2 separate regions of the Homo sapiens genome follow, and region 2 is linked to region 1. Evidence: chromatin loops called from intact Hi-C (ENCODE). Cell type or tissue: K562. All regions are shown on one strand. Each heading gives the region's core, and the rest is flanking DNA. Links, peaks and the distances in the headings are about the cores only. Region 1 overlaps SFXN5 (sideroflexin 5). Region 2 overlaps FBXO41 (F-box protein 41).

Evidence for each region. A loop is a pair of places that touch in the nucleus more often than their neighbours do. Peaks named below come from ENCODE experiments on the same cell type or tissue, not always from the same donor. Only the 100,000 strongest peaks of a DNase experiment are listed, where the experiment ranks them.
Region 2: a loop joins it to region 1, with 2.9 times the contacts of the local background. A loop is called at or near these places in 2 of 110 quality-filtered maps.

The regions. Positions count from the first base shown.
Region 1 is chr2:72,985,184-72,988,087 of GRCh38, forward strand. All of the region lies in intron 10 of SFXN5 (sideroflexin 5), which reads right to left. Among named protein-coding and RNA genes, the nearest start is that of EMX1, 69 kb to the left of the region's middle. In K562, for the core only: no CTCF peak of the experiment used is centred there; a DNase peak (open chromatin) is centred at 1,078.
Region 2 is chr2:73,259,024-73,261,927 of GRCh38, forward strand. It overlaps FBXO41 (F-box protein 41), which reads right to left. Exons shown (of 13, transcript NM_001371389.2): 10 at 1,717-1,835; 11 at 1,366-1,524; 12 at 158-273; 13 at 1-21. Among named protein-coding and RNA genes, the nearest start is that of FBXO41, 24 kb to the right of the region's middle. In K562, for the core only: a CTCF peak has its summit at 1,462 (motif pointing left); a DNase peak (open chromatin) is centred at 1,458.

The sequences.
Region 1 (2,904 bases), core at 101-2,600:
GCCTAAAGGGACAGGGGACCCTCCACAAGGTCAAGCACAGCCTGAGCCAGCTTCTTGGTCACCTTTAACAGTGGCCCAGCCAGGTCTGGCCTAGCCTACCTCGGAGACCTGCAGTGAACCCCGGGCAGGACCTAGGCCCTGCCAGCACCTGGTGCAGCTTAGGGATACTCTGGCCAGGGGTACCTGGGGATAAGGTGAAGAGAGGCCAAGTACAGGGACTGGACGGTGGCCTGAGAGGACCAGGGGGCTTTTGAGTCCCTGGTGGGAAAGGGCCACACCTAATCATCTCAAAACTGTGTCAGCATGGACTAGGGCAGTCCGCAAGTGTCCACTTGCAGATGAGAGCGATGGACATAGGGACTAGAGAGATGGAAGCCTGTGGGGGGGTGGGAGGGGAGACTGGGGCTGGGGCAGAAGGCAGGCAGGTACCCAGCCAGGACTCAGCAGCCAGGCCAGAGGAAGAAGCCACAAAGGGCCTGCCTCTCCCTGGATCCCGCAAGCAAGGACTGTCAGGGCTTAAACCACATTATGCAACCCGTGAGGGATGTTCAGGATCTCAAGACAACAGTGGCTGCACCTGTGTGAGCGGCTGAAGCCTCATTCCCAAAAAGAAGAGGGGAGGGGAATTACACTGGAGTCTGAAGAGGGGCAGGTCAGAAAGTCTCAGACCCAAAGCAGGGACTCTCCTCCTGAAAGAGTCCCAGAGAGGTTAAGACCACCTCAAGGTGACACAGCAAGATGGCCAGTAGGGCTGGAATGGGCCCCCGGCAAAGTTCTTATCTAAAGCTTGGCTAGGGACAGATTACATCTTGGCCGAATCCCAGATCCAGCCCAGTGCAGCAGAGCGCTGCCCCTTCTCAGGCTGCATCTGACCCTGCAGCTGAATGGCCGGGAACACCAGTTGGGCAGCCGTGTTTGCTTTATTAGGCCCCTTAACGAAGTCAGATCTAAAGGGTTATTCCATTAATGGCCCACGACAGAAATAGCTGAAAGTTCATTAAAAGTGTGGAGTTGCTATAGCAATTATCTGGGCTGGCTGAGGCTGAGCCAGGTGGCTGGTTCTCGGAATTCATTAGTCTCTGGGTCATCCAGAGGTGGGGCTGCCCAGCAATGACCTCTCACCCTCTCACAGGGCTTTGCAGGTGCTTCAAAGCACCCTCCTCTCAGTGGAAACTGGTTTGTGGCCTCACTTGCTCCTCCCAGAGCTCTGGGCTGTAGGAAGGTGGGTACTGGTACCCGCCTTTTACAGATGGAGAAGCAGGGCCCTGTAGATGACGATCAGGGTCAGGACCATGAGCCTGGGTCTGACTCCAGCTCTTCAGATGGTGCCTTGGTACCACAGAGGTCACGAGTCCTCATGCCCTGTGCTGGCCTGTCCCCATCGTTGTCCTTTGGCACAGATGGGGAGCTCTGCTGTTATGGTTCAAGGACTGGTTTATCCTTCTCTTTTGACAGCTATGCACTGCCTTACACTGCTCTCAATACTGTTTATTTCTTTTTAGTTTTAAAAACTCCTTCCACTATTTTGCCCTTCTCCCCAAACAAGGTGTAGGCTTCTTAAGGGCCAAGCAGAGTTTTGTGGCATCTCCAGGGCCCCAGCCTGGGGCATCTATGGTGAGCTCATAGACTCCAAGTTCAGCAAAGACGCAGCTGAAATCCCCTCCACATATACCTGTGCGCCCACAATCACCTGCGTAGAGCCAAGGCCTCTGAAACCTAGAGGCTCACAATACCCAAAGGCTTGAAACCTAGACTAGCAGAAGCTTGCAGGCTTCTTTTGTACCACGAACCACTCTGGTAGTCTAGTGAGGCCTATGGACCCCTCTCAGAATAATGTTTCTAAATGCATAAAACAAAACACATAGGATCACAAAGGGATCATCCTGAAATTACCAAAATATTGTGATATAGTAATAGATGTTTTTTGGGGTTTTTTTTGTTTTGTTTTGTTTTTGAGACGGAGTCTCACTCTGTCACCAGGCTGGAGTGCGTGATCTTGGCTCACTGCAACCTCCAACTCCCTGGTTCAAGCCATTCTCCTGCCTCGGCCTGAGTAGCTGGGATTACAGGCATGCACCACCACACCCAGCTAATTTTTCTATGTTTAGTAGAGATGGGGTTTCACCATGTTGGCAAGGATGGTCTTGATCTCCTGACCTCATGATCCGCCTACCTCGGCCTCCCAAAGTGCTGGGATTACAGGCATGAGCTACCACACCCAGCCTAGATGTGCTTTTTAACTAATGAATTAAAAACAAGATCTATCAGTTGATGTATTAAATATGAATTAGTGACCGGGCATGGTGGCTCACGTCTGTAATCCCAGCACTTTGGGAGGGTGAGGCAGGTGGATCATGAGGTTAGGAGTTCGAGACCAGCCTGGCCAACATGGTGAAACCCCATCTCTACTAAAAATGCAAAATTAGATGGGCATGGTGGCGCATGCCTGTAATCCCAGCTACTTGGGAGCCTGAGGCAGGAGAATTGCTTGAAGCTGGGAGGTGGAGGTTGCAGTGAGCCGAGATTGCACCACCATACTCCAGCCTGAGTGACAAGAGTGAAACTCTGACTCAAAGAAAAACAAAGAAAAAGAAAAAAGAAAGAAAATATGAATTAGTGTTGAGCATAAATAATATTTTAAGACCTCTGTAACAACTGTAATGTGCCATGAAAACATCTGTGATTTCTACTGGTGACAAAGTCACAGGTCCTGCTTCTGACTGTGGTTTGCTGCCTGCATTCGTAACGGAAGGAAATGTTAAAATGCAGTTAGAGGTTAATGTAAATCTTTTCCCTGACCAAGCTCACAGGATCCGCTGCATTCTGTCTACTGACCCCTTGGGGGTCTGGGACTGCAGCCTAAGAACCCCTATGCTGAAAGCAGAATCTCAGCACAGAGCTGGT
Region 2 (2,904 bases), core at 266-2,765, 270 kb after region 1:
GCCGGGCCTCCGTCGCAGAGCCTGCGGACCGAACCCTGGGTTAGTTCTCCCTCCGTGCCAGGCAGGTGGGGCCCTCCTGCCACACTCACCCAGGTCACCAGCCCCAGTCTAGGGATGCCACTTGGGGTCTTGGACAGCCTCAGAGCTGACCCCTCACCTGGAGTTTTGTCACCATGTCCTCAAACAGCTTCTGGGCCTCAGGGCTGCTGGGCTCTTTGAAATAATCCGCAATCCCAATCTGGACCACAATGGACTTGAGGTTCCGGCAGATGCCTGAGAAAAGGTGAGCAAAGTAGGGGCGTGTTTGGCCTGGGCTGTGGAGCTGCCTCCTCTCCTCTCACTAATTAATGAAATCAGACAATCAGGTGCCAGCTACCGGGAACACGACAGAGGAGAGCAGACTCATGCCACCTGGGGGCTGGCGACCGGATGCGGGGAGAGGTAGATGGGGCTGAGGCACAGGAGAGGCTGCATTGGCCTCTGGGAGGGTGAGTGGGCAGCCACCAGCTGTCCAAAGCCTCTAGGAACTTCCCTGACACAGGGGGCAGCTATACCATGGTCTGGGCATTTGGGGATGAATGGCAAGGAACAGAGTGGCTGAGGTGGGGCTCGTGGATCCAGGCTGAAGCACAAAGGAGGGGGAGGTGGGGCAAATACTTGGGGACAGAGGGCTTCAGGGACTGGATATGTCGTGAAGTCGGGGGAGGTAGAGGAAGATCAGGCGACTGAGAAGGGCCTGGAGGTCATGATTCTGGAGGCTGAGCAGTTAGTTCTGGTGGTAAAGTCCAGGGTATCCCATGTGGCTGAAGGGGGAGGAAGGTCTTGGAAAGAGGGTCAAGGCACCTTGGCGCAGTTGGCATGGGGTCCTCTCAGGAGCCAAAGGGTCCTGGCTGGTGGTCTCCTTGGGCAGGAGCAGCCCACACTGGGTGCCAGGTCCTCAGTGCAGGTGGAGTAGTGACTGAGAGTGGAGTGGGTGGTTTGAGAAAGGTGTGGAAGCCAAGGAGGTATGATCTGGAGTCCAGGGAGAGAGGAGTCTTCACCCTGAGAACTGTCCTTGGGGGGGCTTCCATATATCATCTCATTTAATCCTCTCACCCATCCTAGAAAGTCAGCTTAGAAGATGGGAATACAGGACTCAGAGAGGTATAGTAACTTGCCCAACATCACTCAGCTAATAAGTAGCAGAGCCAGACCTGGGACCTAGGTCAGTCAGGCTCTAGAACCAGTGCTCTTAACCTGTCCCCCTGCCTCTGCCCTTGGCTGGAGACTCTGATCCATCTGCCCCAGTGATAGTTAGGATACCTGCTGACAGGGCCCCGTGGCAGGTGATAGTCGTACCCTGCCCCTCATTCCCCCAGTGCTCACTGTTGAAGTGCAGTAGGGCCTTAGGGGTGACGGGAGTCGCCGTGAGCACCAGCATCTCCAGTCCCTTCAGGCCTTCCCGGCAGACCTCTGCTGCCACCTCCTGGGTGATCTCTGACACGTGGTCAAGCTCCAGGACCTGCAGCCGCATGCAGTTTCTCGCTAGGAAGAGGAAGAAGGGGGATCCTGCTGACACACTCCCCAGGTCACCCCTGCAGCCAGCACCCTGGCTACCACCCTGCCACCTGCCACCACCCAGGCTGCAGCCCCAAGCCCCTGTGGGATTTCACAAGGCAGCACTGCACCCATGCCTGCTTCCCACTACCCACCACCCCAGTCCAAGGAAAGACTCACCGAGTGATGCCAGGCCCTGCACCCCACAGCCGGCACCCCCGACCCCCAGGGCCCGCAGGTGGGGCCAACAGCGACCAATCATCTGCAGGCAGCGGTTACTGAAGCGTGTGGGCTGCTGGCTGGAGAATGGGAAGGGGGAGCCGTCAGGGAAGTCTCTGGATGCTTGATAACCCAGCATGCTCCTCCTGTGGGACCCCTCCCTGACTCAGGCAAGCATTCCTCCAACAACCCAGCAGGTCAAGTCAGAGAACCAGGATCATCCCTGACTCCTCTGCCCTCATCTCATCCACCAAGTCCTGCAGATTCTGATTCCCAAGCACTCTTTTTTTTTTTTTGAGACAGGGTCTCAATCTGTCACCCAGGCTGGAGTGCAGTGGTGCAATTTCGGCTCACTGCAACCTCTGCCTCCTGGGTTCAAGCAATTCTCCTGCCTCAGCCTCCCGAGTAGACAGGACTACAGGCATGCACTACCATGCCCGGCTCATTTTTTTGTACTTTTAGTAGAGACAGGATTTTACCATGTTGGCCAGGCTGGTCTCAAACTCCTGGCCTCAAGTGATCTGCTGCCTCGGCTTCCCAAAGTGCTGGGATTACAGGTGTGAGCCACTGCGCCCGGCCTTAAGTACTCTTGAACCCACAGTTCAGACCACCATTGGCATTCTCTGGGTTAGCACTAGTCTCCCTGCATCTCATCCTCCACACTGCAGATAGGGAGCCCCTCATTCCTACATCCACTCACTCTGCCATTCAGCAAGTGGTTATCAAGTCAACAACAACTGAGCTAGGCCCTGGGGGTACAGCGGTGACAACATAGACATGGTCTCTACCCTCAAAGAGTGGACAGTCTCTTTGGTGGCAGAAGTTGTGGGGGGCATAGAACATTAACAGTCTGATCTTAATCCCTTTCTTAAAATCTAAAATCCCGCCAAATAGCTTCCAATACTTTCTAGATAAAATGCAAAAAAACCTAAATTCCTTAGCAAGGCCCTTCCTGATTGCCCCAACTTTCCTTTCCATTCACACCAAATGCCATTTCCCTAAACATTTCAACCCTCAACATTTGCCCAGGCAACAAACATCTCTCTGGCATCTATTATGCATTTGGTACTAGGGATACAGAAATGGACATTCCTAGATTCTGCCTTGAGAACAACCCATCTGGTGGAGGAGATAGAAATATAAAGAAAT